Regions from separate parts of the Homo sapiens genome. Here all the other regions are linked to region 4. A link is a loop called in an ENCODE intact Hi-C map of the cell type or tissue named here. Cell type or tissue: PC-9. All regions are shown on one strand.

Evidence for each region. A loop is a pair of places that touch in the nucleus more often than their neighbours do. Peaks named below come from ENCODE experiments on the same cell type or tissue, not always from the same donor. Only the 100,000 strongest peaks of a DNase experiment are listed, where the experiment ranks them.
Region 1: it touches region 4 in a loop (8-fold over the local background); 66 of 110 quality-filtered maps call a loop at or near these places.
Region 2: a loop joins it to region 4, with 2.6 times the contacts of the local background. A loop is called at or near these places in 17 of 110 quality-filtered maps.
Region 3: a loop joins it to region 4, with 15 times the contacts of the local background. A loop is called at or near these places in 2 of 110 quality-filtered maps.
Region 5: it touches region 4 in a loop (6-fold over the local background); 14 of 110 quality-filtered maps call a loop at or near these places.

The regions. Positions count from the first base shown.
Region 1 is chr12:100,732,086-100,737,085 of GRCh38, forward strand. It overlaps a transcript of ANO4 not described here. Among named protein-coding and RNA genes, the nearest start is that of ANO4, 60 kb to the right of the region's middle. In PC-9, a CTCF peak has its summit at 1,931 (motif pointing left); no DNase peak of the experiment used is centred here.
Region 2 is chr12:100,346,497-100,351,496 of GRCh38, forward strand. No RefSeq gene overlaps it. Among named protein-coding and RNA genes, the nearest start is that of SLC17A8, 8.1 kb to the right of the region's middle. In PC-9, a CTCF peak has its summit at 2,364 (motif pointing right); no DNase peak of the experiment used is centred here.
Region 3 is chr12:100,570,911-100,575,910 of GRCh38, forward strand. GAS2L3 (growth arrest specific 2 like 3) reads left to right here and starts at 2,774. Exons shown (of 10, transcript NM_174942.3): 1 at 2,774-2,875. RefSeq lists a silencer at 2,619-2,748 and an enhancer at 2,779-3,068. In PC-9, no CTCF peak of the experiment used is centred here; DNase peaks (open chromatin) are centred at 2,731 and 3,981; H3K4me3 peaks cover 2,288 bases; H3K27ac peaks cover 1,232 bases.
Region 4 is chr12:100,231,993-100,236,992 of GRCh38, forward strand. It overlaps a transcript of DEPDC4 not described here. Among named protein-coding and RNA genes, the nearest start is that of DEPDC4, 33 kb to the right of the region's middle. In PC-9, CTCF peaks have their summits at 2,897 (motif pointing right) and 3,096; DNase peaks (open chromatin) are centred at 69, 2,429 and 2,839; H3K4me3 peaks cover 712 bases; H3K27ac peaks cover 2,254 bases.
Region 5 is chr12:100,666,020-100,671,019 of GRCh38, forward strand. No RefSeq gene overlaps it. Among named protein-coding and RNA genes, the nearest start is that of GAS2L3, 95 kb to the left of the region's middle. In PC-9, a CTCF peak has its summit at 3,100 (motif pointing right); a DNase peak (open chromatin) is centred at 3,112; H3K27me3 peaks cover 1,631 bases.

The DNA.
Region 1 (5,000 bases), 500 kb after region 4:
TTTCAGTAAATACCAAATACCAAGGGGTGTGATTGCTGGATGGTATGGTAAGAGTATGTTTAGTTTTGTAATAAATTGCCAAACTCTCTTCTAGAATGGCTGTACCATTTTGTATTCTCACCAGCAATAGAGGTCCTGTTGCCAGCATTTGGTCTTGTCAGTGTTCCAGATTTTGGCCATTCTAATAAATGTGTAGTGGTATTTTATGTTTGTTTTAATTTGCATTTCTCTGGTGTCTGACGTGGAGCATCTTTTCATGTGTGTATCTGCCATCTGTATCATCTTTGGTGATGTGTCTGTAAAAGTGATTGGCCCATTTTTTTAAGTCAGCTTATTTGTTTTCTTATTGTTGTTTTAAGAGTTCTTTGTATACTTTATATAACAATCCTTTATCAGATATGTGTTTTACAAATATTTTCTCCCAGTTTGTGCCCTGTCTTCTCATTCTGTTTGTATTATCTTTCATAGAGTAGCAGTTTTTAATCCAGTGTATCCATTATTTTTTTCATGGATCTTGTCTTTGGCGTTATATCTAAAACATCACTGCCATCTAGATGTTTTTCCTATGTTATCTTCTAGGAGTTTTTAAATTTTGTGTTCCTGCAATGTTTCATAAACAATTTCAAATACTCCTGATCTAGATTTGAGCTCTCTTCTGCCACATGCTGTCAGTGTGACCTTGGGCACGGCACTCAGCCACCTGGATTCTCAGCCTTTCCATCAGAGATGTAAGGGTGGCACCTACCTCGTGCACGAAATGTTGTGGGTGAAAATGCTGATATGCAATGCACCTGTGAGGCTTTGATTTCTTTTGCCCCCCTCTGCCTAGAACATTTTCTGTTCACGGTAATGAGGAAATTGATTCCTGTGCTGCACTTTTAGCTTTTGAGGGCATTGCATCTGCCCCTCTCTGTCTCCACTGCCACTCCTCCCATGGTTTGACCACCACTATTTCTCGTCAGAATACTGCAGCAGCCTCGCAAATAAGTCCTTCTACTCTCATCTCAGTGTCCTCCAATCTATCCTGGAAACTGCCACAAAGTGATCTTCCTAAAACAAAAATAGGATCCTGCTTTCTAGGCAGAAGCCAAACTTGTTAACTTGGTTTACAAGACACTTTGCAACCTGGCTGCTGCTCATCTCTCCTTCTCTTACTGCATTCAGCTGCTAACCCACGAAGCTGCCTGTGGCCTCTCAGCCTCCAGAGGATGGAGGATGGGGATGATAGCTCCCCTGCCTGCATCGTTTCCCTCAATTCATCCACTTTTTGCCCAGTCAGATAGTACTCACCTTTTAGGTTTTCATTAGGATGTTAAATTTCCTCCAGGAAACCTTACCTGATACTCTTTAGTCTATAGTCTGGGTCAGGCACCCTCTCTCCTGTCTAACTCCCTGCCCCCAACTGCCCAAGCACCCTTCACTCTCCCATTGTAATAATGATGACATGAAACTGCAATTGCCTGTGTGTAGCTGTCTGGGTTGTTTATTGATATGTTCTAAGTGCCCATCCCAGGGTCTGGCACCTGGCTCTCCCTAAACGTTGATGGGTGAACCACTGAATGAGTATGAGACTACCCGTGTCATAGACAAGGAGAGCTGGTTTATTTACCACCAGTCATATATTTACATTGTGGTCATGGTGTCTACTAAGTTATAATTAACCTTCTTGTCTTTTATTTTCTTAACAGACAAAGATGTGAGCAGCGGAAGTTATAACCTTTCCTCTGCAACGACGGGCAGCTACTACAGTTGTGTCAGCCAGATCACCATAGGTGAGCACTAGTGTCATTTTGATTTTTTTAAAAAAATATTATTGCCTGGAAAAGCTGGAGGTCAAGGGGGTGGCTGGGGAGGAGAGGGAAGAAAATATAAATGCATAGGCATTTATTTTCAGAATCAGAGCAATTGCTTGTGGACTCACTTTTCTGGATCGCCCTCTTGTGGATTTCTACTGCTTTTGCATGGAATTAGATGGAGGAAATGTCCAGGGAGATAAGAAGTCATCTCTTGTTCCCAGATCTTCATCATTTGCTTTAACCCTTTTGTTTTTGTAGCACCTGTACTATTATGCACTTGATAGTACAATCGAATTACTTTTTAAAGATTTATATTAATCTATTTTTAAAAGAAATAAGTGCAAATTGAAAATGCATGGTAAAAGTCTACTCTTTGCTGTTTGGAGAACATGCTAAGCAAGTGTTAGAGTGCTGCTGAAAATCAAAGTGAGACTTTCTCCTTGTTATGCTCACTCAACCTTAAACACTGGTTACTTTGGTCGAAAGTAGAAGAGTGAGCCGTGCCATTTTTCTTTTGGTTGAATCCTTCTTCTCCTTTCCATTTCCTTTCAAAACTTTCTTGATTCTAGAATGTTGGGCAGTGACTTAGAGATCAGAAAAGAAAAGTGAAGATAATAGCTACAGCTTATGCTTATTTTGCACTTATTGCCTGCCAGCTGCTCTTGACTCCCTGCATACATTATTTTACTTAATCAGAACTCTATGAGCAAGTTACTGTTATTTCTCCATTTTACAGATGAGGAAACTTGCGCTTTGCCACCCAGCTAGAAATTAATTACCCAAGATTTCATTCTAGGTCTGTTTGACACTAAATCCTATATACTCTTAAACACTATGCCGTGGCTTCTCAAACTCCAGCAATGTGGATGCCTATGCAAAGCATTAATGATGAACCTCTAAAATGGATTTAAATTATTTTTATTATGAGGTTACTTAAGTATGTTCAAACATAGAACTATATATAGACACCTTGCATTCCAAATAGCCATTAAAATTGATTTTGCAGATGAGATTTAAAATTCAGTAACCCAAATAAAAATACAAATTTACCACACTAATTGAATATGATGTATGTTGTTATTTTGCTGAAATGCAGTCACTGCTTGTAATGCAATGGGGTACTGGCTGCAGTGATGTTGGTTCTTTGAGTGCAGTACAGTTTTACTGCTAGGTACTTCATGATGACTCTGCATTGCTGCCACCTTTCTGAGTTCAACCCCCTGTGAAATCAATGTTAATGCTCACTGATGTGAGGTTATTGAATCTTCATTTGCCATGAATGTACCTCGGCATATCCATCTCTCCCCTTTTCTCATTCATTGTACCAATTGGTGCCAAACCTGATAGAAACACAAAAGTAAACCCAGGCATTAAAATTAAGTGGCAGGACTTGGTTCAGAATATGCTTGTATTAATTTTTAAATGATTAACTTTTAAATGAGAAACAAAGATAGTTTAAAAATTCTCGTGGAGAGCTCGCAGACCCTGGTTTGAAAACACTGAGCAACCTAAAATGCCATTCCCAGAGACATCAGTGAGACATTAAACATTAGCTAAGTAGTAGGAGGACATTTAGGGTTCACAGTAGGGGGGTGACAAGACAAATGTATGGATGAGAGAAGATTATTATGGTGGTGAACAGGATGGAGTTCCTATGGGAGAATCTGGTGTTGTAACAGAGTTAGTGGCTGTGACTGTGGTCTTGACATGAGACAGAAATCAACTAGGGAGGTGGGATGAAGAGGCGGGTCTAGGGGGAGAGGGATGGAATTGCTGGCAGGACTAGTCATTGGCTGGATATGGGGATAGTAAGTGTTCCCTGAGATTTTGCATCAGGGTGACAGAGTCTGAGCTGTTCCCAGGAATGTGGAAGTCAGGAAGAGGGAGGATGTGATGGTGATAGGTTAGATGTGTTGATTTGATGTGCCCGTGAGACTTCTCACGTCAGAATGCCTCACGGAAAATTAGAAATATGGAGAACATGTTCAGGAGATGAAGATATTGGCACTATCTGCACAGAGAGTTCAGTCAAATCTTTGGAAGAAGATGAGATAATAAGAGTGAGAATTAGTACGTTGTGTGTGTTTGGAGGACCAAGGACCAATCTTTGGGGGAAGCACGGTGAGGGTAGAAATAATGACAGAGGTAGGAGAACCAAGCAAGCACCTTTCTTGGAAAGCCCAGAGAATTTCTAGGACAGACTGAGGAGGTTGAAAATTAAAGTCTGCCTTGGTGACATCGTGAGAGCCACGTGAGTGGGTGGCGGGATGGGAGCCACGTTGCAGAGCTCTGAAAAGGGAGAGGAGGGCTGTGAGTAGAGAATTCTCTTTTAAGGTGCTTTTTTCAATGAAAATGGAGGGGTAGATAGTGTGAGGATGATTCAGTAGCTAACAAACACTTTGGGGAGCTTTCTTTTTGCCAAGCACTGTGTTCTAACTACTTTTTCTGTATTTACTCATTTAATCCTCAAAAAGATCCTGAGGTAAACAGTGATATTTTCCCCCATTTTATAAATGAGGAGATGGAGTCCCTGAGAGGGTAAAGAATTGCCTGAGGACATATGAGAGTAAGAGCTGCAATTTGAGCCCAGGTCATTGGGCTCCTATTGGATGACACTCTTGTTACCTGACATCTTGCAGACTTGGGCCAAGTGGCCTTCCCTGGTCCAGTCAGCTTTAGCTACCATGTCAGGGTGTTGGGTTGAAATGTATCCCCCAAAAAGGTACTTTGAAGTTCGAATCCCCAGTACCTGTGATTGTGACTGTATTTGGAAATAGGGTCTTTGCAGGTGTAGTTAAGTTAAGATGAGGTCATCTGGACTAGGGTGGGCCCTACTCCAATGTGACTAGTGTCCTTATAAGAAGGGAAGAGACACAGAGACCATACAGAGAGAGCTGTGTGATGGCAGAGGCAGAGATATGAGTGATGCATCTCCAAGCCAAGGAATACCCTGGGATTTCTGGCAACACCAGAAGCCTGGAGAGAGGCATGGAACAGATTCTCCTCTAGAGCCTTCAGAGATAGCACAGCCCTGCTGACACCTTATTTTGGACTCGCAGCCCCCAGAACCATGAGAGAATAAATTTCTGTTGTTTTAAGCCACCCAGTTTGTGGTACTTTGTCACAGCAGCCCTAGAAAACTAACCTCTGAAGGGGAGGTAGGTATGACAGATGCTTAATCTTCCCAGAAGGTGCCAGTGTAAC
Region 2 (5,000 bases), 110 kb after region 4:
TGCTCACATTTTATAAGAGGTTGTCACGTCTGTCTCCAGCTACAGTGGTTATGTGAATCTGCCCTCAATCAGCAATGGTACCTGTACTCCAGCCACTTGTCAGAGAGCAACATTTAACTCTCTATTGCCCAATGGGCAAAATCTCGTTTTTGAGAGATGTTTATTGAGGAGGCCAAAAATTGAGTAATCCATTCATTTTCTCTAGAAATTCTGAATTAAGCCCACTCTTGAGACCTTTGTGCCTGGGTTGCCTTGTTTTCTCCATGCATCAGGTTTCTTTTATCACTGGTAGCTTTTGACTATGCTGTGAACTTGTATTTACGCCAGGGATGACATTGGTTCACTCCCACATAAATAGCTTCTTTGAGGACCCACTGGAGAGGTTTCAGGTTTCAGTTCAGGAGTCAATGTGCTTCTAAGCAAGTGGTTTGCCCTTCCTTTTTTTTTTTTTTTTTGAGAATGAATCTCACTCTGTTGTCCAGGCTGGAGTGCAGTGGCATGATCTCGGCTCATTGCAACCACCACCTCCTGGGACCAAGCGATTCTTGTACCTCAGCCTCCCAAGTAACTGGGTTTACAGGCACCAGCCACCACGCCTGGCTGATTTTTTTTTTTTTTTTTTTTTTGTATTTTTAGTAGAGACAGGGTTTTGCCATGTTGGCCAGGCTGGCCTCGAACTCCTGACCTCAGGTGATCCACCCGCCTTGGCCTCCCAAAGTGCTGGGTGGCGTGAGCCACCGCGCCTGGCCTGCTTCTACCTTTTAAAGTCCGCATAAAGTAACAGATTAGGTAATACAGCTAAGAGATTCAGCCAAATGTGCTGTTTACCTGTAGCAAATGTATAGGATAATAATAGTATGCAATATTCAATGCGTACCTTCTGGCTTTATCTGATTTTTAAAAAATCCTTATTTCTCATTTGCTCTGATTTCCTTTTAAAATAAGTTTTTTATCTATGTTCATAGAAATCCTCTTTTGGAATCAGGTAGAGTATAAACAGTTACACGGACTGAATGAGTGTAAATCTTGTCTCTTTCACTTAACTGACCAGAATAAGTTTTCTCAGCTACGAAATAAGATCACACCTTACAGGCCTATTAGGATTAGTGTGCAAAGTGTGCAAAGCACCTAGCACAGCTCCTGGCACATAGTAGGTGCTCAATAGATTTTTCCACTCACTTTGTGATGATATAGATCTCTAAAATAAACTCTGCTTTAATGAAAAACAAATACTTCACCTGGCTGGGCGATGTGGCTTATGCCTGTAATCCCAGCACTTTGGGAGGCCGAGGTGGATGGATCACTAAAGGTCAGGAGATTGATACCAGCCTGGCCAACATGGTGAAACCCCATCTCTACTAAAAATACAAACATTAGCTGGGCGTGTTGGTGCACGTCTCTAACCCCAGCTACTTGGGAGGCTGAGGCATGAGAATCGCTTGAACCCGAGAGGCGGAGGTTGCAGTGAGCTGAAATCGCACCACTGCACTCCCTCCAGCCTGGGCAACAGAATGAGACTGTCGCAAAACAAACAAAAAAAACCATCTGGCACCATTTGAATGCACTTATTTTTCAATAAATACATAAATAAAACTAAGCTATAAAATACTATACGCTTGGCACTGTGAGATTCTTGGGACACAAATAGAAATGAGATATAGGCCTTGCCCTCAGGGGGTTTGCACTGTAGTTATAAAGGTAGTTGAGTAAGCAGACAGGTGCAGAACAGTGTGATACACACTATGAGCAAAATCCATGTAGGAGGGACACGCAATCTAGATAGTCGGGAAGGCTTAAAGGAGACAGGGCCCGAGCTCAGCTGCACAGAGCTTTTGTAAAGTTTTTTACTGTTTTTTTGTTTTTTGTTTTTCTGTGTTTTGTTTGTTTGTTTTGTTTTGTTTTTTTATGCTACCAAATGATTACTTTGGTCACATTTTCTCAAATTAAGTTTGAACTACTAGGGAGCGGATTAGAGCAGGTAACTGCCAAAGTCCTTTTGAATTCTGAGATTTTATGAAAACTTCTCAAATAAGGGAAATCTGGTCAATTTTTCATGACTAAGAAAAGCAGAATTAATGCTAGCTGCCTAAATTAGAACATGTGGAGAAATACCAAAAAGAAAAAAATATTAGCTGATTAAAACATTTCTATTAGAGCCAGGGATGACAGCAAGGCAAGGAGCAGAATAAGTGAGCTATAATGTTATTTTTTAGCTGGTTTATATTTTATTGAATATTTCATACATTTAAGAATCCACACTTGGGGGCTTAATGTATATAGAATAAATCTTTTAAAACCGTGGCTGGATTTTGGGGTTGTGGGGGAAATGTCTGCCATAAATATATTTAGTCTGTAAACTACCAGAAGATGTCACTATCTCCCAAGTAATCATCCATTACATTAGCCCCTTTACAGGTGATTTTTTTTAACATGAATAGGCTAGGGAAGATAATGGGAAGAATATCTGCCTTTTGGTGTAGCATCTACAAAAGGATGGGATCATGAGAAATACTTGTGAACGGTGTGTGGGTTTGTTCTGCCGTGACCCTTAACCCCCCAAATATCATCCTTGTTCACTGCTCTATGTGTTAAAATTATCTGGACACGCAGGGTTCTATCTGCACCTTCAAGAAAAATGAAGGTGGTAAAAAAATCCTTCAAAATATTATCTCTGGTTTTGATCTTTCAACATTTCAGTTTGCATTATTACAATACAACTGTATTTAACAGATTATCAGATTTTCTAGTATATCCCTGAGTATTTTTTGCAAGTCACCATGCATAGTGCATAAAGCAAATCTAGTGTTTCCACACTGCAGTAATACCAAATGAAAGGAATCCAGCTTTCCTCATTTCTTCGCAAGGGGAGATTTCGGAGCATATGGGTAGTATAACACATGTTTAAAAAATAAGCCTGTAATTCCAGCACTTTGGGAGGCCGAGGCAGGCAGATCACTTAAGGTTAGGAGTTTGAGACCAGCCTGGCCAACATGGTGAAACCTCATCTCCACTAAAAATACAAAAATTAGCTGGGCCTGGTGGCACACACCTGTAATCCCAGCTACCTGGGAAGCTGGGGGCAGGAGAATTGCTTGAACCCAAGGAGGTGGAGGTTGCAGTGAGCTGAGATAGCGCTCACTCCAGCCTGGGTGACAGAGCAAGACTCTGTTTTAAATAATAATAATAATGTTATTGTCTTTACAGCCAGAAAACAGACTAAAAAATTGATAATTGAGTGTCTTATGTTGGGATACCCCAATATGAGATACCTTACCTTGGGGAGAGATACCCTCCAAGATGAAATGAGAAATAATTTGTTATAGGTAAGCAATGGCAGCAAGCAAATGAGCACATGAGTGTGACTTCTTGTTGCATCTCTGCCTGATACCTCAAAGTATCACTGGCCTTCTCCATGCCCTGGGCTTCAACAATAAAGTGGAGTAGTTGGCTCAACATAGTTCTTTCTATATGTAGTTATAAGGCTCAAAGGAGCAGTGAAAATGAAGTTAAAAGTTCTTCATAAATATAAGGAATTCATGTTCAAAGCAAATTCTTGACATTTATCATGTGTGAAATACTTAATGAATGATTGATTCCATGCTGTATAAAAACACCCTAAAGTTCTGTATTTTGGTTATCTGACCATTTCTTTTCAAATTTCATTTAATGTATTTGGGAAGAAAATGAATGACACCTAATATCTAGGCAGTTACAGTGACAGACTGAAAATGGAAATTGATATGTTTCCAGGGTCTCCATGTATGCATGTTTATATTTGCAAAGTATTATGGAGATGTCTTTTACATATAGTGTAAAAATCCTGTAATTTAGGAAACTAGAGTCAAATTAATTGAACTACAAATTAACTGAGTAGCTGACTTACAGTGAGCTGAAATTAATGGGACTAACAGTGTTTTATTATGGACTGGAAGCAGCATGTAAAAATAAAGTGACATTTGTAATCAGGTGGGTTTAAATCTCGGCTCCACCAATAACTATGTAATTTTGGACAAGTTATTGAGTGAGCCTCAGTTTGCTCACATGTAAAATGGGGATAATATCAATTTGGCCATTCTACTTTGTCATATACACTTTTTTATTCTACTGTGTGAGAATAAAATGTGATCATGAAACTCAAGTCAGAAAGATGATACGGAAGCAATTACAATAGAATGGGATAAAGGTTCCCACTAGCCTTCCCTTAGAAGGGGAGTCTTACCTAGAATGGGGTGGATGGTGGCAATCTTAATCCAGAGGCCAGTATATCAGTGTTTGATACTAATTTCTCTTCACTCTGCTGTCAATTTGCCCTAATTTCCAGTGGAACATTTTAATGAAAGATAGATAATATGTAACCCTAGAAACCAGCAGCCTATTTTATTATTTTAGAGATGAAGTCTTGCTATGTTGCCCAGACTGTGCTTGAACTCCTGGGCTCAAGAGATCTTCCCCTCTCAGCTTCCTGAGTAGCAGCTGGGACTACAGGTACACACCACTGTGTCCCACTCATACTTTATTCTAAAAATTTCCATGGTAGCTAGGACAAGCATACCTATAGTTAGGTGCTCAATAATGTTTCTAAAAGCTCAAAGATTCTGAGTATATCTTTCCTGAGTTACACCAAAGACACTCTTTACTACTCAGAGTAAGATTATATGATCACAGTGTACCATGTACCATGGTGGTACAAGTTCAGGAAATGATCTTTAGGACCTAGTCCCAGCTCTCTGAATTCTGCTGGCCAGGTTACCTTGGGCAAAATTTGCATCTTTATTTCTTTATCTGCTTATTTGTTTCATAAGTTTATAGTGAGAATCAAATGAGATATTTGAAAATGCTTTGTATATAAGCTTGACTATCAATAGAAGAATTAATATCAAATATGGGAGTTCAATGAAAGAAATTGAGATATATATATGTATATAGGTTAATACTACTGATAGTTAACAATATACAAATTTTAAAGGATTGAGAGAAGTCTTGCATAAAAGAAATTTTTA
Region 3 (5,000 bases), 340 kb after region 4:
AGATTTGAAAAATAGGTCCTGTGAATACCTATCTATTGTGGTGATGTGAGCAGCAAAGTGTTGTGGGATTGATTTTAATATTAAAAGTGTTACTGAAACACCAGGGGTTTGGTCTAGGTCCTGCTGCTTGCAGCACAGAAAGCCAAAGACTGATATGACAAGTACTGCCAAGGAAGAAAGTTTTAATCAGGTGCTGCAGCTGAAAAGATGGGAGATCAGTCTCAACTCCATCTTCCTGACCGCTAAAATTAGGGGGTTATATAGCAGGGAAGAAATGTAGCAATGTGTAAGAAGAAAGGAACTAGAGAGGGGCAAGGAAGCAATCAGGATGAATGAAGGGCCAGGCTTTCATTGGCTGAGATGATCTGGTGAGTTTCAGTTCTTTGATACTTTTTGAGAGGTCTAGGGATCCTTTCCTAAGGAAACAACTCGGATAAAACAAATGTAAGTTTTAGGTTTTAAGACCAGAAGGGTCAATTTCTACGGTTGGGACTACTGAGTCAATTTCAAAAGTGGCAACCACTATCTGGTTTCAGGTTCATTTACCACTTAAATATCAACTCCTAGTTACCATCTTCACTCACCCACCTACCCCAGAATGTAAGCTCCATGACAGTAGGATCCCTTGTGCTTAGAATGGAGCCTGACACAGAAGATGTGTAAAATAATATTTGTTGAATTTACTTCTCAAATCTATATCTCCTACACAGACCAATTTAAACAGCTTCAGGTCTAACTTTATCTTCTGAACATCTCCACTTGCACACTCCTCTCACACTTCAAACTGAACACACTCCAAACCAAAATGCATTATTTTCCCCCACAGCCTGTTTTCCTTGTATTCTTTAGATTGGTACCATCATCAATCACATAATAACTAAGTCCAGATGAGTCAGCTTCTTAGGTATCACCAGATACCTCTTCCTCACCATCCCTTCTGAGATAATTTAGGTAACCGTCATCTTTTAATTTAAGGGATTGCCACCTGTCTTACTACCATCTTCAAACATCTGTGAAAATATTGTTTTTCCCCTAAAACACAAATCTGTTCCTACCAGTCCTTCCTTATAATCATCCCAATTGCCTGTGGGAAAGAAACTAAATTCCTCAGCATCTACCAGGCCTTTCATTTGTGTCTACTTCTCCCATCTGATCTGCCTCCCAATCTGCAGACTTCAGTCATTCAAAATGAGTATTCTCAGAACATTTCATGTACTCTCACATCTCTGGAACCTTGTCTTTGTTGCTCTCTCTGCCTGGAAATTAATTCTTATTCCCAGTTATCCCTCCCTCCTGGCAGAGTCTTAATTCATCTTTAAAAATTCAGCTCCTTTCAAACCTCTGCCATCACCCTTCAAGACTCTTAGGGGTTCCTTCTTTCATGGACCTCCACAGACTTCCATTTGGCCTTTACCATGCTGCTGAGCACTTTGAAGCCTAAGGCTGTTTTCATTTCAGTTTCTTTAGCAAGCAACAGTACATCTCATTGTTTTTGTTGAGTAAAGGAAGGAATAAATGCTAGAGAGAGATGTCATTCCAGTTCAGTGCCCACCATTCACAGATGGAGACCTGAGGCCCAGAGAGGAGACATGATTTGAGGAAGGCTAAAAGACTGAATAGGGCCGGGTGAGGTGGCTAACGCCTGTAATCCCAGCACTTTGGGAGGCCGAGGTGGGAGGATCACTGGAGCCCAGGAGTTCAAGACCAGCCTGGGCAACATGGCAAAAACCCATTTCTACAAAAAACACAAAAATTAGCCCGGTGTGGTGGCACAGGCCTGTAATCCTGGCTACTCTGGAGGCTGAGGTGGGAGGATCTCTTGAGTCCGTGAGATCAAGGCTGCAGTGAGCCGAGATCGTGCCACCGCACTCCAGCCTGGGTGACAGGGCAAGACCCTGTCTCAAAAAAAAAAAAAAAAAAAAAAAAAAAAAAAAAAGAAGGGCCTGGGCTGCAACACAGGCCTCGGGGACAAAGCCAGTGATTTTTTTAAAAAATTATTTATTTATTTATTTTATTTTTTGCTATGAAACAAGCCACATTTACAGATATAACCGACTTGGGATTGTTACACTGATGTCTAGTCTCGGCTTTATTTCAACCCTGGGAGCTAGTAAGCATCCCTTACGTTGAAGTTCATTGTTTTTTTGTTTTGTTTTGTTTTGTTTTCAGGCTCCGGTGTTTGCTGAAGAGTCAACATCCTCCTTTTGTGACTTGGGACTACAGGATTCCTCCTCATCCCTCCGCACCTGAGAAGAGGGGCCTCTCTCTGAAAGATTTCTGCTGAGGACCCCCATTCCTGCTGGGTTCCAGGCTGCGTCTCTGGAAACCGTGGCGCCCTCAGGTCAGCCAGCTCCCGAGTGGATGTGGGGTTGGGAGCGGCTCTTAACAGACCAGGATAAAACTCAGGGAAGCGCCTTCAGCTGCACCGCAACATTCCAGGACGCTCAGAAGCAATTATTACAGGCGAGGTTCATTCACCTCTCAGGCCTGTGGGAACAACAGGACGGGCTGTGGCTTTCGAACTGGCTGTCGCTGAAAGGCCAGATCGGAGGACCTGCTCTGACTGAACCACTTCGCCTTTCAGTGAACAGAGGGACTTGGCCACCGAAGCTCCGAGACGCCCGGAGGCGCAGCGCTGGACGCGCTGACAGGCGAGCGCCCACGGGTCGCGTGCTTCCCGGCAGCCCGGGGGCGGGGCCTCAGACCACGCCCCCGCCTTATGATTGGTCCCTTCGAAACAGGCGGCGGCCAGCGGCTACTGACCCTGAGGCCCAGGCGGCGGCGGCAGCGGCGGCGGTTGGTCAGGGGCGTGTTGGCCCCGCACAGATTGAGCCGAGTTGTCGCCCCGCTGGGAGAAGTGACCCTCCTGCGCCTGGTGAGTACTTCCCTGTTTGTCTTCTCTTTTCCTGGCGAACTTTTACGCGCTGTCTCGGGGCCTCCGCGCCTCAGCCTGAGGGCTCCAGGAGCCCCCCGCTCTCTGAGGCCCCGAAGCTGAGGTTTGTTGGGTCTCCCGGCTGCGGGAGCCAGTACGCTCTGCGTTTGCCTGGCTGCGGCAGTCGCGTGCTCTGATTGGCTCCTGGGGCCGTCAAGGTGACGTTGCGCCTGCCTTCACCTGTCCACCCAAGTGCGGAGAGAGGGGCGACAGGTGTGCGGGGCGGTTGGGGCTGCTGGTGTGGGCGAGCTCAGCTGGGGAGGAGGGATCCAGCCGCTACTCGCCCTGCTTTAAATCCAGAGCGGTATCAGAGCCCGAAGGTACTGTGGGATCTTCAGGGGCACCCTCATCCCTAAGCGCCTGGCACTTAGAGGGTCTGTTTTTTTCTGTTCATCATCCTCGGAAAGAATTGATGAAGTCTCTGGCCCTGCAAAGAGAAAGAGACAGACAGTTATTCTTGCCCTCTAGCAAGGTTTATAGGCTCTTCCCTGTTTTTTCTCCCAGTCCATGCAGGGTCTAGAACGCCCACATGTGCGGAACTGGGGAATAGAGCTGGAGACCCTGCGCGATGCCTTCCGCCCACAACCCTCAGTTTGGAGGACTGCCCGGGGAGAGGCTGGCAAAAGAAAGGGAAGGCTTGTAGAGTGCCTTGGAAGTCAGAGGAAAGTTTTGGAGGGCGTGCTCCTCTATGCAGTCACCCGTGGTTCCTTTCCTAATCTTTTCACACCGAGGGATTGAATGTTGTAAATTTGAGTGCTTTGTGGCATGGCATGGTGGAATAGCTGATCCCCAGTGGTTGCAAAGAGATGATTTTAGGTCAGAGCCTGGGTTTTGCTTCGCTTGTGTGAAGAGCAAAAAACAAACAAACAAAAACAACAAGAACAACAGAACCGCTTTGTGAATTGCTATCTGATCACCTGTCTTGGCACTTAAATGATTAGAAATTGAAATTCTCACCACCTCAGATTCCCTTTGGGAACAAATTGGAACTGTTTCAAATGACAGAAGTGGAAACTCTAGTGATCTGGTGTAGATGCCGATACCTGTTGTCTGACTCATCTGTTTCAAAATCTCATTAGAAACCAACTGTCATTGAACAGTAGGTGTTTGCTATCTGACATTGAATTAGAAGTAGTAATTTTTTTTTTTTTAGCGTGACAGAGTTGCTAAGCAGGGGGGCTCTGAAATCAGACTTCATTGGATATCTGACTTTAGACACATTATTTAATCCTTCTAAGCCTAAATTTCCTAGTCTGTGAAAGAAGGTTAATAATAGTTCCTACTTTATTGAGAGGATTGTTGTAAAGATTAAATGAAATTCCACGTAACTAATTTAGCACAGTGCCTGATACATAGCTATTATTATTTCTCTGCTGTTTAACTTAGACAAAAAGTTTTGAGCTCTCCCCAAAGGATGGGGAGAGGTAGAAGGTGAAGGCAGTACCAGAGATAGGGATAATTATTGTTTATTGACTAAATTATACATGTAAAGCATTTAAAACAGTATCTGACACATCATAAACACGTGGATTACTATTTATCAAACACATCATTATATATCAGGTATTGTGTTCTTTACTTATATTATTGTTAAACCTCTTAGTAATCCTAAAATGTAGTTCATGTTATCTCTATTTTTTTTTTTTTTTTTTTTTTTGAGACAGAGTCTCGCTCTGTCGCCCATGCTGGAGTGCAGTGGCGCGATCTCGGCTCACTGCAACCTCTGCCTCCCGGGTTCAAGCGATTCTCCTGCCTCAGCCTCCCGAGTAGTTGGACTCCAGGTGTGTGCCACTACGCCCAGCTGATTTTTGTATTTTGGTAGACACGGGGTTTCACCATGTTGGCCAGGATGGTCTCGATCTCTTGACGTCGTGTTCCGCCCGACTCGGCCTCCCAAAGCTCTGGGATTACAGGCATGAGTCACCGCGCCTGGCCGTTATCTCTATTTTATAGGGGACAAAACTGAAGCTCAAAGAAGGGAAATCACTTACTAGGGTTCACCTGGAATTCAGTGCAGGCTTTTTTCTGTGTTACACACCTTTATATTCCTAACATTAAGTAACTTTCC
Region 4 (5,000 bases):
AACTTTCGAAGTATCATATTCTTTCTGACAAAAGGTTAAGTGGTTTCATATTTTTAGCCTAAAGGAAAATGCTAATAGAAACTTGAGTCAGTGAACAGTTGTGTAATTAGAAGTCTTTGCCAGGTGCAGTTGCTCACGCCTGTAATCCCAGCACTCTGGGAGGCCAAGGCAGGCAGATCACCTGAGGTCAGGAGTTTGAGACCAGCCTGGCCAACATGGTGAAACCCTGTCTCTACTAAAAAACAATGCAAAAATTAGCCAGGTATGGTGGCACGCAACTGTAATCCCAGCTACTAGGGAGGCTGAGACTAGAGAATAGCTTGAACCCAGGATGTGGAGGTTGCAGTGAGCCACGTTCGCGCCACTGCACTCCAGCCTGGGCGACAGAGCAAGACTCCGTCTCAAAAAAAAAAAAAAATCTTTGTATATGGGTTAATTAACATAATTTATATACCTCACAACTCCAATGTGACGGTTAAATTTCAGAGTTTCAAGCTCCATCTCAGTAAATTAATTTATTAGGTATGGAAAGGCGTCATTGTGTAACAAGCACTCCAGGTGATTCTGGTGCAGGTAGACCTTGGGCCACTTTGAGAAACACTGGCCTAAGGCTGGGCACGGTGGCTCACGCCTGTAATCCCAGCACTTTGGGAGGCCAAGGTGGGCGGATCACCTGAGGTCGGGAGTTTGAGACCAGCCTGACCAACTTGGAGAAACCCCATCTCTACTAAAAATACAAAATTAGCCAGGCGTGGTGGCGCATGCCTGTAATCCCAGCTACTTGGGAGTCTGAGGCAGAACAATCGCTTGAACCTGGGAGGCAGGAGGTTGTGGTGAGCCGAGATCGCGCCATTGCACTCCAGCCTGGGCAACAAGAGGGAAACTCCATCTCAAAAACAAAACAAAACAAAACAAAACAAACACAAAAAAAGAAACAGGCCTGGCGGGTGAGAGGATAGCACTTATTAAAATAGTGTAACCTGTGACAGGCAATGTATGTACATATCATTTAATCCTAACTGCAACAATTGTATACTAGCTCCATTTTGCAAATGAGAAAACCTAGGTTCAAAACAACGAGTAAACTGTTCAAGGTCACATTAGGTAGTGGACTTGCGAGTCAAACACAGGTGGGTCTAATTTTGAAGTTTATGCTTTACCACACCTTCAATTTAGATGTTCACAAGTATCTCACCCTAAACATATCAAAGTTAAATTTACTCTCAACTCCTCATCTTTCTAACCCAAGCTGCCACTCCTATATACATACATATATATAATTTTCATGTATGCATATGCATACAGCCCCCTGAAAGATGGAAATATGTATAAAATGTTCTCGGCAACCCAGTCCCTTTAAACATTCTCGTCCCTCTTCCAGAGATGCTGTTACAAATTCTAACTCCCATTCAGATTTCACGACCAACTTTAAATACTGCTTCTCTTTCAGATGCCATAATAAAATAGTTGTATAGAGTTCTGTCTTCATACCTCTATACATTACTACGTTGTTAATGTCATGTTTATGTTCTTTGTATTAGAGTTACTTTTCCAAGGGTGGGACTATGACATCCACTTTATGTCTCCTACATCATACCTGGCATAGCTGAAAAGCTGAATGATTATACTCATGAATGAATTATTAGGTAGCATCATTGGTTATAGGGTTGCTAAGCATCAGAGATGAGGCTTCAGCCCCAACTTTTTTGGTTTTTGTGTTCCAAAAATCTTTTTAGCATGCAAGGAATCAGCAAATAGAAGCACTTGCAATCTACTTGTAGAGTGTACCGGAAGGAAAGATTTCCAGGAAAAAGATCTCAATAACAGATTTCAGTCTTGAATTCTTTATGTATAAAAGTTATATAAGAAGAAAAACGTTTTGTCTCAAAAAAAAATTTTTTTTGGAGTTAGAAAATCTTTTATGAGCTTGGGCTACATGGCGAAACCCTGTCTCTTAAAAAAAAGCTAGCTGGGCTTGGTGGCATGTGCCTGTAGTCCCAGCTACTCAGGAGGCTGAGGTGGGAGAATCACTTGAACCCAGGAGGTTGAGGCTGTGGTGAGCCATGATTACACCACTGCACTTCAGCCTGAGTGACAGAGTTAGACCCTGTCTCCAGAAACAAACAAACAAAAAACCAAACTTTTATTTATGTGGATAGTACCTGTCAACAAAAAAAATTGTTCAATGATACTTGTTAAAAGATGATTTTATTCAGGACCATCAAAATAGGTACAGGGACCACTGCTATGGGATTTTGCAGTCAGAGAGAGATACTAGCCTCAAATCTGGGTACGGCATGGCCAAGTGGTGGGAATTTATAGCCAAGAAGCAGGTCAGGGGTCAATGAATGGAAAATTACTCAGAGAAAAACCTCAAGGGTAAGGGAGATTCTGGCTGAACTGACCTAACAGGATTCTCGCTGAAGACTGGCCAGGATGATGACACATAACCTTTGGGGAATGATGAAGGATGAGGAACCTGATTGGATATTGAGTATGATCAGATATTGACGGTGGGGGCTTCTTGCTAAACTGACACAGCAGGGTTCTTTGCTAAAATGGGATTTTACAAGGAAGAGCACAGATGGGACTAGAAGAAGATTCAGGAGCCTGACTAAAGTTTGGTCAAGCAAACAATCTTTGTCATCTCGTAGAGACCGAATAATCTAAGAAGTTTAAACAGTCTCAAGTGTTATGAATCAGACCGTTAATGGTCATGGAAATTTACTGAATATTCTATCAGGAGCAAAGCTTTCCAGTAATTGAAGCTGGATTTATTTATACAGAGAAAAAAATGCTTTACACGTAAGTCCCTCCAAACTGTTTAGCCTAACATTGAATGATGATACCCTTGGGAACTTAATTCTTTTTAAGCCTAATAACTGTGCTTTATGAAGCTGTCACTAGGTGGCATGGCAATGCTTGGTTAGAAATTTCCCTTTGGAAATTAATGCCTCAGAACCTTCAAAAACTATTCAGTAGAAGTCAGTTTCTTTGTAAACAAGTTTCATTGTTTACAAACGTTTCACTGTTTACAAGTTTCATTGAGTAGTAGTATGGATGTATGTGTGTGTATATATATATATGTATATACACATACATATACATATATATGTACACGTTGATAAAAATAAGCTCCATTAGAGAATGTTGTAGGAAATACTCAATTTAAATGATAACAAAATAAGATATTTAAAGTATGCTTAACAACTCTGACTTCTGGTAATTCTATTTCTAAACTATATTTTATCCTAATCTAGAATACTCATCTGATAGTATTTTCCCTTTTAACCCAAACAGGTCAAATCGTAAATCCAGGTCTATGATTCCAGAGCCCATATTCTTTTTTTCTTTTAAGGTTTTTTTTTTTTTTTTATTCTCTTTTTAAAAATTCTTCATTTCCATAGGTTTTTGGGGAACAGGTGGTATTTGGTTACATGAATAAGCTTTTTAGTGGTGATTTGTGAGATTTTGGGGCACCCATCCCCCCAGCAGTATACACTGAACCCAATTTGTAGCCTTTTATCCCTTACCCCTTTCCCACCCTTTCACCCCCAAGTCCCCAAACTCCACTGTATCATTCTTTTTTTTTTTTCCCCCAAGATGGAGTCTTGCTCTGTCACCCAGGCCGGAGTGCAGTGGCATGATCCCGGCTCACTACAGCCTCCATCTCCTGTGTTCAGGCAATTGTCCTATCTCAGCCTCCCAAGTAGCTGGGATTACAGGTGCCCGCCACTGCGCCTGGCTAATTTTTGTATTTTTAGTAGAGACGGGTTTCACCATGTTGGCTAGGCTGGTCTTGAACTCCTGACCTTAGGTGATCCACCTGCCTCAGCTTCCCAGAGTGTTGGGATTACAGGCATGAGCCACCATGCCTGGCCCACTGTATCACTCTTAGGCCTTTGCATTCTCATAGCTTAGCTCCCACTTATGAAGGAGAACATACGATGTTTGGTTTCCCATTCCTCAGTTACTTCACATAGAATAATGGTCTCCAATCCCATCCAGGTTGCTGCGAATGCCCTTAATTCATTCCTTTTTATGGCTGCATAGTATTCCATTGTATGCATATACCACACTTTGTTTATCCACTTGTTGATTGATGGGCATTTGGGCTGGTTCCGTATTTTTGCAATTGTGAATTGTGGTGCTATAAACATGTGTGAGCAAGTATCTTTTTGGTATAATGACTTCTTTTCCTCTGGGTAGATACCCAGTAGTGGGATTGCTAAATCAAATGATAGTTCTACTTTTAGTTCTTTAAGGAATCTCCACACCGTTTTCCATAGTGGCTGTACTAGTTTACATTCCCACCAGTAATGTAGAAGTGTTCCTTGTTCACCACATCCATGCCAACATCTATTTTTTTTTTATTTTTCTATTATGACCATTCTGTGGGAGTAAGGTAGTATTGCATTGTGGTTTTGATTTATATTTCCCTAATTACTAGTGATGTTGAGCATTTTTTCATATGTTTGTTGGTCATTTGTATATCTTCTTTTGAGAATTTTCTATTCATGTCCTTAGCCCACTTTTTGATGGGATTGTTTTTTTCTTACTGATTTGTTTGAGTTCCTTGTAGATTCTGGATATTAGCACTTTGTCAGATGTATAAAGATTTTCTCCCACTCTATGGGTTCTCTGTTTACTGTGCAGACTGTTCCTTTTGCTGTGCAAAAGCGCTTTTGTTTAATTAAGTCCCACCTATTTATCTTTGTTTTTATTGTATTTGCTTTTGGGTTCTTGGTCATGAAATCTTTGCATAAGCCAATGTCTAGAAGAGTTTTTCCCATGTTATCTTCTAGAATTTTCAAAGTTTCAGTTCTTAGATTTAAGTCCTTGATCCATCTTGAGTTGATTTTTGTATAAGGTGAGAGATGAGGAATCCAGTTTCATTCTCCTACATGTGGCTTGCCAATTATCCTAGCACCATTTGTTGAAGAGGGTGTCCTTTCCCCACTTTCTGTTTTTGTTTGCTTTGTCGAAGATCAGTTGGCTAT
Region 5 (5,000 bases), 430 kb after region 4:
GTTATTGCTTTGGAATTTTCTACAATGTGGAACTCTTCACCATCATTTGTCCACCCTACCAAGAACACATATACTGACTTTTTAAAGTTAATTACTATTCATCTTTGTTCATGTAAACTTTAAAACATTTTCCTTTTCTTTTTTCCCCCATTGGAATTTCATTTGGGAGCCATTAATCCATAAGTGAGTTTGTGAAGAACTGACATCTTAAGACGTTTCTTAAGTTTTCCAGTCTGGCATACCCTCCCATTAATCAAAGATTGATTAATGGAACTCAATTTTAACTCTCTCAGTAAAGTTTTGGGTTTTCTTTATAGAGGTCACGCACATTTCTTGTAAAAAATTACTCCCAGGTACTTTGCTACTTTATCTTTTTCTTGCTGCTGCAGCTGGAATCTCCTTCTCATTATATTTCCTAATTGCTTCTCAGTGGTATGTAGAAATGCTACTGATTTGCACAAAATGCATTTAGCTCTTATTCAGCCTTTTAATTTAAATTTTTATTTTTTTTACTACGTGTCCTATCTTTTGTCAAGGAGAAGCATTCATGAGAAGAATGTTTCTGTATCATTTACAAAATTCATCGTTGCCATGTTACTATGCCCTTCAATGAAAGATAAACACAGATTTCTTTAATGATGCAGAGTTATATCAGTGTCCTCTGTATCCCTGGTCCTTGAAGCCCTGTTTTCCTTTCCACCTCAAGGCCGGCCCTGCAGTTCCAGCTGCTGCCCACAGCTGTCACTCAGGAATGCTCTTTCCTGACCCCAACTGCTGCTCCTTGCTTGTGTCCTTAGTGGTGCAGTTCCTGCCTTTGGCCCTGGGCTTGGCCAACCCATTCTGAGAGCCATTCATGGCCTATGGAGTTTTGGCCTCTTGGTCTCTTGGTCTTCATGAAGCCACTCTCTGGTTCTGGTGTCACCAGATGCTGCTACTGAGAGACTCCTTGGCTCCAATTGTCCTGCTCTCCTGGGTGTCCTTCTAGCCAGAATAAACTCTGGCTGTCCTTTGGAGGTGAGGGTCTAGAAGCAAGAGCTCATTTTGTTTCATTTTGTTTCCCCCTGAAATTTAAAGCTAAAATTGTGACTATTTAGCTTACCTCATGTTCACCCCTCTTTTATGGTTTTTCATCTTAATCTTTTTTCATTGCCTTGTTTTATTTATTTATTTATTTATTTATTTGAGACAGAGTCTCACCCAGGCTGGAGTGCAGTGGCAAGATCTCGGCTCACTGCAACCTCCACCTCCCCGGTTCAGGCGATTAACCTCTGCCTCCCGGGTTCAAGCAATTCTTCTGCCTCAGCCTCCCGAGTAGCTGGGACTAAACACGAGCGCCACCACGCCCGGCTAATTTTTGTGTTTTTAGTAGAGACAGGGCTTCACCATATTGGCCAGGCTGGTCTCGAACTCTTGACCTTGTGATCCACCCACCTTGGCCTCCCAAAGTGCTGGATTACAGGCGTGAGCCACCACGCCCGGCCCTATTGCCTTGATTTATATATGATTGAGTATCATAAACCACCTCAAATCTTTTCTTAAAATAGGCAAGATATAAGTCGTAAGTCATACCATACGCAGATGGTACTGTTAAATAAATCATACCATAAACACTATCTGGATTAACAAGATTTAAAAAAGAATAAAACAGTAGGGAAAGGACACCTACAAGTGGTACCGTATGACCAATTTTCCATTCAGAAAACAGGCTAGAATAACTTTTGGTGTTTATACACGTATGTATATATGTGTATATATGTATGTATGTATATATAGTGGTGTGTGTACAGGTTGGTATTCAAAACACATTTGGCTGGGCTTAGTGGCTCATGCCTGTAATCCCAGCACTTTGGGAGGCCAGGGCCGGCAGATCACTTGAGGTCAGGAGTTTTAGACCAGCCTGGCCAACATGATGAAACCCCGTCTCTACTAAAGATACAAAAAATTAGCCAGGCATGGTGGTGCACGCCTGTAGTCCCAGGTACTCAGGAGGCTGAGGCACGAGAATCCTTTGAACCTGGGAGGCGGATGTTGCAGTGAGATCATGCCATTGCACTCCAGCCTGGGTGACAGAGCAAGACTGCATCTCAAACAAAAACAAAAATAAAACATACCTTCATGCACAGGTGATATTAAAATATTTTAAAACAATATGGTAATTGAAATTAATCTATGAGTCGGGTGTGATGTATTGAAATTAAAATTAATCTATGGCCACCATTTTGGGAGGCTGAGGGCAGAGCAGATCACCTGAGGTCAGGAGTTCAATACCACTCTGGCCAACATGGTGAAACCCCATCTCTACTAGAAAAAAATACAAAAATTAGCCAGGTGTGGTGGTGTGCGCCTGTAGTCCCAGCTACTCGCTACTCAGGAGGCTGAAGCAGGAGAATTGCTTGAACCCAGGAGGTGGAGGTTGCAGTTAGTCGAGATCATGCTGCTGCACTCCAGCCTGGGCGACAGAGTGAGACTCCATCTCAAACAAACAAAAAAACAAAAAAACAGAAAAAGAAAAAATTCTATAAAAAAGTATAAATAAAAATTTAAAATACATTCCCTTTTATTCTGTAATAAAACTGCTTTAAATGATGTAAGTTGGAGTGCAAATAATGTATCCAATAATTTTAATAGTCTCTCAACTGTTTGTTGACTTTTAAAAATTAGTAGTGTGATCTTTCTTCTGACCTTGCTGCACTGACAAAGTGATGTTCCCCTCTCAGCCATGATTTGATACAGGCAACTGCATCAAACTCTTCCAAGCACTTCCTCATTGAACTAGTGGTCATTAGGTTTCCATAGCCAGGGACTTTGTTGCAGGCAGAGTGGCAGAGCCCGCCGCCTGCTATCGCAGCAGGTGCTGGATGCCAGTGCTTCCCACGTGGACTAGACCCAGAGTGTTTCACCTCGACCCCTGCCCACGACCTGCAACCCTTCTTGGAAAGCAGGAAACAAGAGGGTGGGTCTCCTTGTTGTCGGAATACTCCTGGGCAAGCTCCTGGATCTGATTGAGGAAAGGGGTGCTACCACCTGCAGATTCCTGGCATCACTACCAATAGGACCCAGAACAAATCCCCAGCCTTCAGCGGATAACTGCCACCAGGTGGCGCCAGCAGCAGTGGACCTGGACAGTTTGGACTCCTGCAACCCTGGCTGTTAAATCCTCAGTCACGTAACTAGCCTGGCACTAAATGACCTCACATTTACACGATTGAATTTTTTGGACTTTACTTTCTGCGTTATGGGTGGGGGAGTTAAATTTTAGATTGTTATGAGGCTGTACCTTAATTTTTTCTTTTCTCGTCAATGTTGTATTTAGAAAAATTTGAAATCTAGAGAAGTGTTACAAGAATAGTACAGTGTTATAATGAACACCCATATACCTTTCACCTGGATTCATCAATTCTTAATATTTTGCTATAGTTTCTATTTTTTCTCTCCTTATATCTGTGTGTATATATCTTTTTCTGAGCCATTTGAAAATTAGTTGCATAATCGACTCTTCATCCGCCAATACTGCAGCATGTGCCCCTTAATAACAAGGACATTCTTCCATATAACCACAGTCTCACTCAGGAAATGTGACATTAATGAAATATCATTATCTAACCTAGAGATACTAAGATTGAAAAATTGTCACAATAATGCCATTTTAATATACAGTTTTAAATCCAGGATCTAATAAAAAAGATCACAGACTGTATTTAGTTGTCATGATTCTTGAGTCTCCTTAATCTGGTGTGGTTCCTCAGCGTTATTTTCTTTTTTTCCTTTTATGAAATGACCATTTTTGGAGTGTCCAGGCCAGTTTTATTCTAGAAAGAAAACTGCTAGCCACTCACTTTAAAATTAATTCTAACACACACACAAACCTGGTTGGGGCTTCCTGGTGTGTTCTTCTGATCCCATTTTAACAAGTATATCCCACACACGAGAGATTGTAAAACAAAAAGAAATTAATCCCATGAAAACTGGCAGACCCAAGTTCATAAGGGACTCCATCTAAGTTAAGTCCCAATTAGTTCTATTAAATTGCTTCTAATAGGCATCTGGGTTTTGTCCAGTAACCTTCCTTTCACAGAGACACTGCTTCGCTCTTCATGTGATCTCAGTGGGCTGTCAGTCACGGGACTCAACTCCCCACTGTGGTGACTGGTTTAAGGATAGATGCAATGTGACCTGAATGGAGCCAGCATCTCCCCTGAGAGATTACACATGGATTCTGAAAAAGAAAGGCTCTCTCTTCCTCTGGGATCATGAGATAAATGATAATGTTGGCTGGAACTATTTGTGTTCAGCTTCCCGATTGTATAAGGGGAAGCTCTGCTGCAGAAGAGAATAAAGTTTACGACACACACAGAATGAAGCTGTGGCAAACTGAGATAAAAAGATCAATGAGGAGAGATGGAGTTAGTGCATGTGACATGGTTAGATCCATGGATCTAGCCATGCCTGAAGTTAGTTAGATGGTGCATACGTTGAGCTGGGTTTCTGTCTCTTGCAACTGAGTCTTGACCAATGGTGCTAATGATTTAAGGACTTGGTCAGAATCCCTTAGGGATATTTTTCTTTGCCACTGTGGAAGCCTAGATAAGTTACCAGGGTTCTTTGGCTATAGGTAAGGATCACAGTACTCACTTCAGAGGTACCTGTTGTGTAGATTAAGGAGATAACTAAGTAACCACTTCACAGTGCCTGGAGCATGCTAGGGAATCCATGAATGTTAGAAACCGGTACAAAAATCTGCCAGGCTTCTGCCATTTGCTTTGCGCCTTTGAATTTTCCCTCAGTCTCCCCAGATGAAAACCAGACTTTACTGAGAATAGTGCTTTGTCAGATAGTAATCATCACTCACTGTCAGCATCTTGGTTATAGTCATTCCATTTGTCCTATAAACAACATGAACAGATCATTAATATGCCTGGAGGATCTTCAGCATTTGACTAGTTATTATTTCTCCAAGTGAGAGAGAAGCCACTGGTGAGGCTAAGCAGCATTTAACTGCA